Regions from separate parts of the Mus musculus genome. Here regions 1 and 3 are each linked to region 2. Evidence: chromatin contacts called from ENCODE Hi-C or POLR2A ChIA-PET data. All regions are on one chromosome and are shown on one strand. Each heading gives the region's core, a stretch centred on a gene start or an enhancer-like site at or near the end of the contact. The rest is flanking DNA. Distances are from core to core; before and after follow the strand shown. Region 1 holds the start of D130040H23Rik (RIKEN cDNA D130040H23 gene). Region 2 has its middle 4.0 kb from the start of Gm10033. Region 3 holds the start of Zfp930 (zinc finger protein 930).

Evidence for each region. A loop is a pair of places that touch in the nucleus more often than their neighbours do. ChIA-PET counts read pairs that join two places held with the same protein, here RNA polymerase II (POLR2A).
Region 1: a map of heart shows a loop between it and region 2 (3-fold over the local background). The contact joins the promoter of D130040H23Rik here to the enhancer-like site in region 2. A Hi-C loop is called at or near these places in 1 of 37 maps with a recorded cell type or tissue (heart).
Region 3: a loop to region 2 is called in a map of gastrocnemius, with 2.4 times the contacts of the local background. The contact joins the promoter of Zfp930 here to the enhancer-like site in region 2. A Hi-C loop is called at or near these places in 1 of 37 maps with a recorded cell type or tissue (gastrocnemius). POLR2A ChIA-PET finds 5 or more read pairs at or near these places in 1 of 5 experiments (Patski).

The regions. Positions count from the first base shown.
Region 1 is chr8:69,268,688-69,273,485 of GRCm38, forward strand. It overlaps D130040H23Rik (RIKEN cDNA D130040H23 gene), which reads left to right and starts at 2,417. Exons shown (of 5, transcript NM_001384124.1): 1 at 2,417-2,504.
Region 2 is chr8:69,397,291-69,401,852 of GRCm38, forward strand. No RefSeq gene overlaps it. Among named protein-coding and RNA genes, the nearest start is that of Gm10033, 4.0 kb to the left of the region's middle. Within about 2 kb of position 2,106, at least 1 of the 3 ENCODE cell types and tissues checked has a DNase peak (open chromatin) inside an H3K27ac peak, as active enhancers do; it is heart, where a contact is called at or near this core.
Region 3 is chr8:69,207,016-69,211,470 of GRCm38, forward strand. It overlaps Zfp930 (zinc finger protein 930), which reads left to right and starts at 2,031. Exons shown (of 4, transcript NM_001013379.2): 1 at 2,031-2,144. The coding sequence starts at 2,142. Gm39188 (a long non-coding RNA gene) reads right to left here and starts at 1,982. Exons shown (of 2, transcript XR_870488.3): 1 at 1,844-1,982.

The sequences.
Region 1 (4,798 bases), core at 1,167-3,666, 130 kb before region 2:
GGACACATAAGGTTACTAATAATATGCTATGACTCCAGTTGCTGGGATCGTCTGCCCTCTTCTGGCCTCTGTGGGTTCTGAATAGACTCATGCAGGCAAACACTCATTACTAACATAAAAAAGAAAAATAAATCTTTGTGGATGTCACAGTCTTGAGAGAGACAGCAGCCAGGGTTGGTTAAAATGAACTCTTTCTTATTCTGCATGGCAACAGCCATCGCCTTCCTCTGAGCCAGCCTGCTCAGAGGCGAAAGCAGCCTTCTGAGCATAGAATAGCTCAGTGTAGCTGTTCACTGTAAGTACAGTGTCTACGGTGCCAATAGGTGACTTTTCCTTGATGTTTGCTATATTTGTGCTCTCTCTCATTTGTATGTGTGAAAATTATTGAATTGATACATCTATCTTTAAGAGTATAAAACATAATTAACAGGTATTATTGGCTCCTAAGTAAGATATATTCACAGACTCATTTACTTATGAGGAACCTGCCTGACTCCATTTTGAAGGCAGCAGCCATTATGCTGTATTTTTAAAAAATAGGTTTCCATTTACTGTAAGAGCTGAGCTGCTGCTTTTAATTTTGTTTCCTGGAGCTTGACCTGTCCCAACTCATGACCTTGATTTATTTTTGAGGACGCCTTGAACATTCCTGACCCTTCCTAACCACTCTTGCTAATCACATAATGACCATAGTGTGTGTTTTTGAGATATTTTTTCATATTACTTTACTGCCTCCATGTCTCCCTTCTGTAAACTGGCTTGGCAAATCTTATGATTTTACTCCTTAAAGTGGGTCAAAAATGAAGGGTTTCTCTCTTTAACCTGACTTAGGGGGCAGTTGCTGGCTAGCTCTTGGGTGCATCCCAATAAAATCAAGCTTGGTTCAAATTTGGCTCAAAATTGTGGTAGTGGCCTTATTCTCTCCTGGCTAGATTAACACATGATTTTCATTTATGATCTTGTGGTACAAGATGAACATGCCGGAGACATTTCCTTCCATCTTTTAAGATAATTTTTTTATGTTCCTGCTTGACTTTGAGTTAGAAGGCACATAAACGTCTCTGCTTTTAGATTGCGACCATGTTCAAAAGTGTATTTGTTAAATGAGCATGTTGAGGAATAAGCAGAACTCCACGTGAATGTGTCCAGGCTTCCTAAGAAAAATCCCCATGCTTCCTTTTTTGAGAAACAGCATTGCTTTGGAAATGACTCCCATGCCCATACAGGTAAGAACTTTGGCTCAGCATTTCTGTTTTGTCTGCTGTGATAGCAATTTTTGATAGTCAGACTGAATACATCTGGAATTAACTAAAACCCAATGGGCTGAAAACATGCGAGGGATTTTAATTAAAGCTTTTAAAGTGGAAAGACATTTCAGGATCTTTTGAGGTGACAATATTCACCTTTAATCTGGGCCACACCTTCTGGTAACAGCCTACTTTTGTAAGTTCATTTCTTTACTGGCATTAGAGCCCCTATCTTTAAAATCGTGGGTTATACTGAAGACCGGCTGAGACAACCAGCCTAATGGACTGAACTAGTGAATTCTTCAACTTTTAGTTGGTAGACAGCCCTTCTTGGACTTGCTGGACCACAGCCTGTGAGCCATTCTAATAGATTCCCTTTCTACCTACATAGAGATCTGTTTTATCCCTTCTGTTCATCTAGAGAACCTTCACTAATACACAGCTATGTTCTTTTCACCTTAACTCAGGAACATGCTGGCTAAGAATAGTGTTCATAAAAGGCATGTTTCTATGAACCAATTCATTCTAAGTATTCAAGTTACCATGGAGACTATACTTTTCATTATTACTAATTTGTCAGGAGACAGGCCTGCATTTCATGAGGAAAACTCCTATAGGAGTGGAGTACCATTCAGCCTTCTGGTGGGAGGTATACCTATCATTGTGTTTCTGATCTGGTTCCAGCTTTTCTCTCAGGATATTCTGACGTACCCTTGCCTCCCAGGTTACATGCAGTTGAACTTCACCTAGCCTCAGTGTCAAGCAAAAGAACAAACGTTTTGATTCCTAAAATCTCTCCTTAATTGTTAATATTGTGGCTCCCTTCTACTTGTGGGACACAAAAATCACTCCACTCCACATTGTGAAATGAGATGCACAAGCCAGCCACCCAGTGTCCAGGAGGAAGAAGGAAATGTTGCTGAGTGCAGAAAGGCGGAAGGGTGAATGGTTGGAGGCAGGGGCAAATGCGACTGAAATGCAAATATGTGCATATCCGGGAAAGGTCTGGCCTTGGGGTTGATATCAGCTCTAGCAAACACTGTGCTGTGTCCCTTCTGCATCCTCTAAGCATAAGGGGGAGGTTCTTGTCACTCAAGTCTCATTAGCCAATCAGACCCTTGAGGCGGACCTCCAGTCAGAAGGGGAGGCGGGCTCTTCCGGGGGACTTTCTGCAGGCTGGAATCTGAAGCTTCCTTAGTGCTAGTGGTTCTTTGCCACTACCTGCGGCTTAAGCGCGAGCCTGGGAGAGAAGATATGGTGAGCGAGGGGCGGTTGCCTGGTGAGCAGTGGGCTTGTGAACCTCGGGAGCCCGTGTGGTTGGCCCTCCCTGGGGTCGGATGGGAAGCAGTGGTTAGATGCAGCCTGCTGTGAGATTCTTTGTGGTATTTGCATCTCCCTAGACCCCAGTGGTGGTCTGGGAGCTGCATCTGCGCAGAGCCTTGGGAACAGGGGTAGTGTGTAGAAGTATCCTTGTAGTCAGTTTCACCAGGCTTTTGTTGCATCTGAAGATGGCAGTTTGCCAAACTCAGAGAGTCCCAGTTTCTCTAGCATCTCTAGAATTTCTGTGCTTCATATTTAATATTTAGGAGTACGATCCATTTGGAGTTAGTTTTGGGGAGGTAGTAAATGGCGTTTCATGTGTTCGTTAGCACTCCGCTAATAATCTGTGATGGAGAAGGGTAGAGTTGATGATGGAAAGGATTTACCAATGCTTAGGAGATAATAAGTCACGCAAAGTAGAGTTTAGCTAAGGGTGGGCTGCCTCTAAAGCATCCTAAAGATGATGATAAGTAGTATGCTAACCAGGCTTCTTAGACATGAGGTGATCAGAAACACATGTTCACTCACCAGAATTGTCTCGACATTTGGCCCCAAACTCTAACAAAAGATTTACAACCAGCCACTAACGCAATCCGCATATTAAAAGGCAGTTAGTTGTCTAAAAGCTATTCAAAGAAGTAGTGCACGGTCACAACTAACATCAAGGTCTGGTGTGCTATACAGGTCTAGTTTTTCCCACTAAAAAAGCATAGTTTTGCCCGATGGGTAAGACACAGCTCTTTGAAAAGGAAGGGCACTGTTGTGTTGAGGGCTGGCCTGATCTAGCAAGGTTTTCCCTGAGGCTTTCCTGTGTGGAAAAGGAGCACTGCCCCTTCTCAAACTGAGGAACAAACCTGGTAGATCCAGTAGAAACCTGGATTGACACAGTTAAGTCAGCTCAGAGGTTTGAGACACAGGCCACTCACTGGCTGTAGCTGTGTGTCATGGGTTATACATCTCAACAGCTAACACTGTGCCCAGAGGCAAGGTCAATCGATATCTTATTAATGGCATTCCCTCTACTAAGGAAGGATCTACTCTTTTTCCAGGTCAATAGTGCTAAGATTTTTTTTTCAATTATTTTTACCTTTTAAAAATTTTTTAACTTAATAACATGTACACTTTTTATTTTCTTAATTTAGGTTATATGTGGGAAACTGAGACAGTAATTCAAATAAAAAAAGTGTTTTGGTTGTACACATAGAAGAGGTAATGGAGCAGAAAAGTGAGAAAAGCAGAGAGAACAACTGAAGGTGAATCCCCACAGGGAAACTCCAAAGCAATGTAAAGCACACGGGGAGTTTCCCCACCAGGAGAAGCAGCTGGCTGGGATCATGCTTTTACACATCACCTCCAGTCAGCAATTTGTTAAAAGTTGTCCGTCAAGGGAGATGATACACGTACATTTCGGCACGCTGAGCCTGCTGCAATGACTTAGGGTGACAGGCAAAACTAAAATAGCAAGAGACAAATATACCAGAGGGCTTAGAGTTAGCAGGTAGGCGGGATGTACTGATGTGCTCAGTAGAGTAATACAGACAGAGCACCAGCAATGCTGACCACATTTGTCATAGCATTCTCCAACTAAGTGGTGGTCCTATGCTACACGGTGTACTGTGTACCCAGTGTAGCTAAAGCATCAGTTAAGTACAAAATTATACATCATTTTTACCTTTTAAAAAAGTCAGTTATTGGTATCACTTTTTAAATGTAATTTTCTTTAAATGTGTCACTGCTCCAATCTCTATTTCTTTCTGTTCTCCAGTGTTTCCTTCTCGTTAGGAATTTTATTCTGTTTTTCTCAAATGCTATTTATGTATTGATTTCTGTTTACAGCAATGTCTCCCATAGCCCAGGCTTGCAATTTATCATTGCTTTCCACACCTAATCCTGCCTCTGCTGCCTAGTGCTTGAAAGGCAGTCCTGCAACTCCTTCCAGGAAAAGGGAAAAGAGACCAATGAATGATTGTCCTCTGCCCTCCTTGGCTTCTATTAGGAAATTACAAATGAAGAGGAACTTGTGTTAGAACCGAGTTCACTGACCAACTTTGAAACTGCTGTAGTCACAGCACAGAAAGGCAGGGTCAGGAAGGGTGGTGAGAGCTTTTTTGCTCTGGCAACAGTAGGGATTACCAATGAGTACTCTGGGAGTCAATTTTAGGTGATCAATCAATGTCCTGTTTCTTGGGTCCACAGGACATGCAATCAAGAATCTGAATAAAGAACTGAAT
Region 2 (4,562 bases), core at 856-3,355:
GTATGTGGAATATGCTTCCCTAATTGGGCTGCCTTGTCTGGCCTCTTTTGGGAGGGGTTATTTGTCAGGGTACTAGAATACTTTGGGGACAGGGGTGGGGGTTGGGGTGTGCTCCACCATTTCAGAAAAGAAGGAGGGGGAATGGAGGAGGGACTGTGGGAGGAGTTACACAGACAGAGGCTGCAATTGGGATGTCAAGTAAATGAAAAATTAATTAAAAATAATAAATTATACACTAACAACAATAGATATTACAAAATCAAAAAGAAAAGAAAAACCCCTCACAGACATTCCCAACTGTGTGGAATTCCAGATGGAGACATTTTGACCACCAAGTTTAGCCATCACAACAGCCAAGCCTGAAGAGCTGAGTCAGGTTTCTTACCTGAAACAGACAATTACAGCATGGTATCATTTCCAAAGTGATGTTTAAAAAAAAAAAAAGGCAAGGAGATTTATTTCAGGAGTTTAGACACATTCACGCAGCACTCAGCCTACTCCCACACATGCTCAGTTAACAAATCCATTTTTTAACCTGGTCATAAAGTAAAAGCAGAGACATTTGGGGGAATTGTTAGGTTGAAGTACTGAGGAACATATAAATCATAAAATGATAGAAAAAATGCCTCTGGCATGTTTATCATATACCATAAGATCTTTGTTGAAAATCAAGTGTTAATCCCACCAGGTAACAATGAGCCCACTACCACAATTTGAGACAAAATTGAAGCAAGTTAGTTTCACTGAGGTACAGACAAAAGAAGGCCAACTACTGCCTATCAAGTGGGATTTAAGAGAGCAGTCCCAAATTTATTTCTTGGGCTCCTTTTAAGGAGTAAAATCACAAATAGTTGCAAAACAGTTCTACAAAAGTGAGAAAAATGGGGCAGTAAAGAAATACAGAAAAATGGATTGTTTTCATTGTAGGTCAGGATGGTTTAAAAAACCAGTCAAGGCTCCAGGAAACAGACTTAAAATCAGCAACTTAGCTCTTACAATAAAGGGAAAGTTATTTTTAAAATACAAATACTACTGCCTTCAAAATGGAGTCAGGCAGATTCCTCACAAGTAATGGACACTGTGAAAGTAGATTATTTGTAGTCAGTTTGTTATTAGTTAATCATGATGCCTGATCTAAAAGATAGGTATACCAATGCCATAATTCTCACACATAGGAAGGACAAAAAGCACAAATATAGAAAACATCTAGGGAAAGTCACCTGTTAGCCAAGCATTTTAACATGTTATTAATCCAACCCAGGAGTTGGGAGGCAAAGGCAATCTGATATTCCTGAATTTAAGGACACTCTGGTCTATTGAGTAATGTTCATAATAAACTGAACTAAAACAGACACTGAGAGGCCAAACCTACTCAATCTTGAGACCAGCCTCTATCTTAAAGAAGGGGGGGGGGGAGGGGAAGCCTGAGAACTTGACCTGCAGCAGAACCCAAGCTACGTCCGTCCTCCCATTGTGTGGCCCAAGCTCCAGCTTGTAAATAAAGACCCTAATGCGATCCCATCAGAATCGGCTCCTTCGTGGTCTTTTGGAATTCACGAACGCTTTCTGGCACATTTTGTTGAGTTGGATGGGAACTCTAAGGTCACCAGGAGCCAACCTGCTGGGTCTTAATACCGGTAATGTTGTCTGAGTCTGAGTGTGTCTATCCATGTGTTTATGTAATCTCTGTCTATGTGCCTTCGTGATACCGCAATAATTCTGTCCTGAATAATTCTGTAATTCTGTTCTGAAGAGGCCTAAAAATCTGTATTTGGTGGCAAGAAATGAAAGCCAAGGCAGAATCCCACTGCAGCAGCTATATGTCATAGCTCAAGCTCCTGGAATAGGGAATGCTCAGGGTGTTATTTTCTAGGAAGGAAGGAACCGATGGACGTGAAACCTCCTACTAGTCGTGGAACCCTGCTGCGAGCTATTTTCACTGCTGGCTAGGTGCTCTGTGTGTGTGTCACTTTAAGGAACTGCGGTCCACTCTGCTTTCTGTTTCTTGTTATGGGGTAAATTTGACTTGGACGGACCGACCACGTTGAGATTAGAAGACCCACCCTCTTGATTTAACCCCCACCCCCACCCCCCTGGCCCGGTGCTTTACGGGTATCCCGCGGCTGTGGGCGTGGCCAGCTGAGTGCACCGGGCGGGAGTGGGGACCCATCCAAGCGGAACCTTCAGCCACCACGGCCCTCCAGGCAGGGGCCCACAGACAGCCCGGGGAACTGGGACTAGAGGTCGGACAGCGAGCGGGTGCGGCTCCACTGCGCGCTGCAGAGGTGCGGGGCCCAGTCACTCCGTGCTCGGCAAAACCGTGCTGTGGCTCCCGCACGCCCACCACCCACACTGAGGGGGCTCTGCGCCCCACGGGGGACCCTAACTCCCTTCTCAGCGCCGCCCTCTGAGCCCTCCCCGACGGCAGCAGGGTACAAGGAACCTGACCCGGCCCGGTGGTAGGCCTGGCGGCGCGCGGAGCACACAGGCATTCCTGGCTGGCCCTTTGAAAGGTCTAAGCCTGGGGCCTCCGGTATCCCTGAGATTTCCCTGAGTGGGAAGATGAGCTCCCAGAGAGCAGGGCTCCAAGTGTGGACTGGGCAGGAGGGGCCCCTAGTGGGCAGATGTCTCCCACACCGAAGCTTGGAACAGTCTCCTGGTCACTCATTTTGCTCAGTAAATGGCTACCCTTCCTGCTTCCTGTCTAAACAGATGTAGTCTCTGAGTTGTACAGAGAAGGTCTCCATTGACACCATCGTGCCACACTCAGCTCATTGAGAAGCAACAACCACTCCTTTCCGTGTTCCATAGGGCACTCAGTGCAGCCACCTACACCTACAAGACAACAGATGGGAGGCAACCCAGGAGAGCTTCAGACTAAATTCTTCCCTGCTCTGAACACCCCCACACCCTCTGCCCAAAGATTAAAATATAGATAAGATTGGACTTTGGAACCTGAATCTGTTGTCCTGCCCTTGCATGCAGCTGGGCTGATCCGTGATCAAAGAAACCAACCTCATCACTACTGGCTCTTTGCTACTATGACCTTTTTTACTGGAACTCCCCCCTTTTCAAACAGTCCTCGAGATTTAATTAGTCTCTTAGAGACAGTCCTTTTCAGCCACCAGCCCACTTGAGATGATTGCAAAGAGCTCTTGTAGGTTCTCTTCACCACAGAGGCCAGGAAACTGGTTCCTGGTCCTACAGAGGAACCGGCCCAGATTAAGACTTCAACACTGCTAAAGGTCAGAAGAGTCTCTAAGTCTTTTCTCCAGGCTCTGATTAGCAGGTCTCAAAGCAGCTGTAAGACAGCCACTAATTTGGCCAAAGATAAGCAAAAACAGCCGTAGCTCTAGCCTTTATTAACCAGGCAGCACCAGGTATTAGGAAACTCAAAAGGTTTCAAGGACTAAAAGAGTCTAAAAGATAACGGCAGAAAAAGTGTTTAATAAAGATAGACAGTACCCCGGAGCTCTTGACTCTAGCTGCATATGTATCAAAAGATGGCCTAGTCGGCCATCACTGGAAAGAGAGGCCCATTGGACATGCAAACTTTATATGCCCCAGTACAGGGGAACACCAGGGCCAAAAAGGGGGAGTGGGCGGGTAGGGGAGTGGGGGTGGGTGGGTATGGGGGACTTTTGGTATAGCATTGGAAATGTAAATGAGCTAAATACCTAATAAAAAATGGAAAAAAAATAAAGATAGAAAAACTGAAAGAAAAAAAAAAGACAGGTAAAAGAGCAGAAAAAAACAGACTCACGATCTGGCAAAGATCCTGCTGGCAGCCACGGCAAAACCAAAGGATTGTGGGAGACATCTAAAACAAATGGTTTCTAGAAATTAATGTGTTTATGCAAACCCTGGCACTGGGCCAGGGACCTACCTGTGTAAGAGATGTCTAAAATAAATCGCTTCTACAAAAAGAGATAAGGGGACCCTACAGACCGAGACCAACCCCACTTAGAAAAGTACCAATGTATTTGTGGTAAAGAGGAGGCCATTGGGCCAGGGAAAGCCGCAAGAAAAAGCCTATTCAAACCATGGCCTTAAAAGTTGCCCAGGGTAAGCCTAAAAATAAAAGAGAAACACACCAGCTTCTTTGGTTTATGTTGTTGTTTTAAATATTTTTGTTGAATATTTTCTTTATTACATTACATTTCAAATGTTATCCACTTTCCCAGTGTCCCCATCTGAAAGAACCTAGTGGGGAAACCTCCACTCAACTTCCGATTCGGCATGCACCCAAGAATCACGAACAAACAGACCGTCTTGATGTAAAAACACGAGGTAGTTTAATGGCGGAGCTCCGGATCAAAACGTATCTCACGCAGGAGACAGTGGTTTTGACTGTTTAATGGTGGAGCTCCGGGTTGAAACATATCTCACGCAGAAGACAGTGGTTTTGACCACGAGGCTTGGAAGCTAGGGGTTTTTATAGGAAAGGAGTGGGGCTGTGGGAGGAATTGGCTCAGTAAACATCAGCAGACTGTTAACATTTAACTTGGGTCAGAAGGGCTGGGAAATAGGGAGGCGCCAGGCCAGTCCGGCATGTCATTCTC
Region 3 (4,455 bases), core at 781-3,280, 190 kb before region 2:
CTTCTGAGCATAGAATAGCTCAGCATAGCTGTTCATCTAAGTACGTCTACTGTGCAAATAGGTGACTTTTCCTGTATGTTTGCGAGAATTGTTGCATTGATATATCTGCCTTTAAGAGCATACATCATAATTAATAGGTAGTATTGGCCATAATTAACAGGTAGTATTGGCTCCTAAGTAAGCTACATTCACAGTGTCATTTACTTGTGAGGAACCTACCTGACTTCAGTTTGAAGGCAGGAGCCATTATGCTGTATTGCTCAAAATACCCCATTTACTGATTTGCTCTATTTAAGTCTTTTTCTTGGAGCCTGATCTGCTTGACCCCTGGCCTCTTCATATTTCTGAGAACATCCTGAACATACCTGACCCTCTATGGTGACCACATTTTTGTTCCTTTGGTTGTTTATTCCTGTATTTTCTTATTGTCTCATTGTCTGTTTTCTGTAAACCTGTTTGGCAGAAGCTTGTGATTTTACTACTTAAAAGAGGCACTAGAAGTGGATTCAGGTCTGGTTTCCTTACAGCACTTAGGATCCAGTTGATGGCCAGCTCTTAGGTGGTTCAAGTTGTCTCAAAATCGTGGTAGTGGTCTTATTCTCCCTGGGTTCAATTAACATATGAGTTTCAATTATGACCTTGAGGTACAAGATGAACGTGCCAGAGACATTTCCTTCTGTCTTTTAAAATAAATTGTATATGTTCCTGTCCAACGCTGAGCTAAGAACACCACCAAATCAGGCAGAACTCTACGCGAATGTGTCCAGGCTCTCTAAAGAAAACCCCCATGCTTCCTGTCTTTTATTTTTGTTAAATGATTTCCCTGCTTTCTGCTGGTAAGAAATATTTCCAAGTTTTTCTGTCTTGTCTGTTATGATGGCTATTCTTGGTAGACAAACTGACTACAAATTAACTAAGACCCAAAAAGTTGCATATACCTGTGAGAGATTTTTCTTAATTAAAACTTATGAAGTGGGAAGACGCTTCTGGGTCTTTTGAGGCGATAAGATCCACCTTTAATCTGGGCCACACCTTCTGGTGACAGTCCACATAAATAGAGAAGAAAGAAGCTCTCTCTCTCTCTCTTTCTCTCTCTCTCTCTCTCTGCCCTATCTTTGGTTAGCAAGTTCATTCCTTTAGAGCCTCCTTCTTTGAAAATGTGGTATACAGTGAAGCCCAGCTTAGACACGCAGCCTCATGGACTGAACTACTGGATTCTTCCAATTTTAGTTGCTAGACAGCACTTGTTGGTCTAGCTGGACCACAGCCTGCGAGCCGTTTTAATAAATCCCCTTTCTACATACAGAGAGGGAAAGAGACGCTCATTTTTATCATTTCTGTTCATCTAGAGAACCTTGACTAATACAGCTGCGTTTTCTCACCTTAACTCAGAAAAATGTTAGGAATAGTGTTCATAAACAACATTCTTCCTCGAACCATTTCTTTCTAATTATTCAAGTTACCGTGGAGACTACACTTATCATTAGTGTTAATTTGTCAAGAGATAGACCTGAATTTCAGGAAGAAAACTCCTATAGGGATGGATCCACCATCCAGCCTTCTTGTGGGAGAAACACATTTCATTGTGTTTGTGATGTGGTTCCAGGTTTTCTCTCAGGATTGTCCAGTGTACCTTTGCCAGCCAGGTAGAACGTAGCTGTAGCTCACCTGACCTCACCGTGAACCCACAGAACAAACATTTGTTTTCTAAAATCTCCTTAATTATTAATATCGTGGGCACCCTTCCACTTGTGGGACAGGAGAAACACTCCACTCCACATTTTGTAATGTGCTATTTAAACTAGCTACCTTGTGTCAAGGAGGAAAAGGGGAAAGTGCCTACCACGCAAGGAAAGATAGAAGTGAAGCTACCTCAGGTCAAGAGCAAGGACTCCTGAAATGCAAATATCTGCAACAGGAAATACTGTTCTGTGCTGTTCCTTAAACTCCAACGCCAAAGGAGGGACTCTTGTCACTCAGGCCTCATCAGCCAATGAGAACCTGCAGTCGGAGCGTCATCGGGGAGGCGGGCTCTTCCGGGCGCCAGGCTCCAGGCTCCGTTCCGAAGCTGGGAAAATGCAAGCGGTTCTTTGCGTGTAACAGGATCTGTGAGGGGTGCACGCGAGCTTGGAAGCCACGCTATGGTGAGCAAGGGACCGCAGTCTTGGGAGAAGTGGGCTGCTGAGCCTCGGCATCCCTTTTGGTAGGCTACCCTTGGACTGGATGGAAGCTAGTGGGCCAGATGTGGAGTTGTATGAAGTCCCATGCGGTCTCTGTAGTTCCCTGTACCAAAGTGGTGACCTCTGAAGAACTTCACCCTGTGGGCAGCGTCTGTGTAGAGCTTTGGGGACATGGTGTGTGCGTAGAAACATCTTTGTAGCCAACATCACCGTGCTTCTTGTGCATCAGAGGACGGCAGGTTGCCGTTTTAGTTTAGCTAGCATCTCTAGAATTTCTGTTCTTCGGATTTCACATTTGGAGTTAATTTTGTGGGTATTGTGCATGGAATCTTATGTGTTGGTAGCACTCCACTATTTTGCTGAGATGATAATGCAAAGGATTTACCAATGCTTCGGAGAGAATAAGTCACACAGAGTAGAGTTTAGCTAAAGGTGGGCTGCCTCTGAAACACCCAAAGATATAGTGTATTAATGAGGTCTGTAAGAGATGAAGTGCTAGATACGCATGTTTGTTCACCAGGATTGTCTAGACATTTGGCTCCAACCATAAGGAAGGAGACAACCCTGATCTTAAACAGCCGCTAGACCGATGCCCTTAAGAAGTGGCAGGAGACCAAGAAGCTGCTCAAAGGAGCAGGTAGGGTCATGTAACCAACATTAAGGCCTGGTGTGCCATAAAAGTCCTGTTTTCTTCTTAGGCAGTGGCTGCTTTCTATGGATCCTCTTATATAGATGCAGCCAGTTGTCCTTTTGTTAGCAAGCCAGACAGCAGTATGGTCTTCACTGTAGCAGCATCAAGATCTCGGCCTGCCTGCTGTGGGCCTCTGCGTTTATTAGTTATAAGGAGCCGTCACATCATTACTACATTATCTGCTACACACAGCGCTGACCTGAGCTGGAGAGCTGACCTGAGCTAGCTGCTCCTCAGCTTAACACCCAGCTCAGTCCTCTTCTAACTTCTTAGTGTGCTCTCTATGATTTCCCACCCCAGCTTTTATCTTTTCTCCTTTATACTTTTATAATCTTTCTCAGTCTGGCATATTCACCTAGGGACCCTGACACTGAAGAATGGTCTACTGTTCCAGGATACTGGTGTACTTAAGAAATAGTCCTGGGAATACTTTGTTGTGTAAGCCTCTCTTCTGCCTAAGTAACCACTTAGCAACTTAAAATTGGACTCTCCTGTCTCTATGTGAATTGTTCAGCGTGTAACCTGGGGCCTGACGCAGCATATGTAGGATGGAAAATGTGTCCTAGGCTGGCTCCTCTTTGAGCACCAGCCAGTGCTGTATGCATGCTATTCTTCAAGAATTTTTCTTCATTAATACCTTACGTTCATCAAGTTATTTCTCTCTGGGCAGACACATTAATTCTAGAACACCTGTACCTCCTGCAGAAAAATGTTTCTGAGGCTCTGTCTGTTACATTGTTTCAGGTAGCCTTGACCCTAGATACAGACAAGTCTATATGTCCACAGGGTATATATCTTGCTGTCCACTTGACTAAAATTAAAATTCTAAAATTCTTAAATTAAGGGGTTATACCATCATAGAGTTTTAAAATGACCAATTTGAGTCACTTAGACCACAAGAATCATTTAAGCAGTAGTAAAAGGATTTGTGTGTGGAGCATGGTCTCTACTTTCAGACCAAAATAGGAGCAACAGTTTATTGTATACAGTGCAGGGGGAAATGGGGAAGGCAATAGCTAGATCACAGACTGAAGTTTAAGGCAGTCAGCTCCAGTAGTCCCATTATGAAGAAGGTCCTGATTGAAGTAGGAGGGTGGTTTTGTAATTTTTCGACATGTATTGATTCATGCCATGTGAACGAAGACAGATCAGATTGGTGGGTGTACAATTTGGGGAGGTTACCTTGAGCCAGTTGATATCGAATTTCCAGCTAAGGAACTCTCCTATGCAGATATGTGCAATCCTGGTTGAAATAGTTAAGCCAGCTCAGAGGTTTGAGATATAGGCCCTCACTGCCTGTAGCTGAGTGTGTCAGGTTACAGACCCCAGCAGCTAATATTGTGTACAGGAGCAAGGTCAATTATTAATTCTCCCTGCCCCTCCCTCAGATCCATAACTTTATTTGCTTTTAAAAAGAAAATTAAAGCAGTTCCCGACACTTGCTAGTGGTCTTTGTGTCTACACAGCCTGTGATTTGTGAAATAGAATAGAAAAAAAAAGTTAAAATATATTAGAGCTTTGAGAGGGCCCTAGATCATTTAATGTCTCATTCTGTATATGAGAAAATTGGAACTCAGAGAAGTT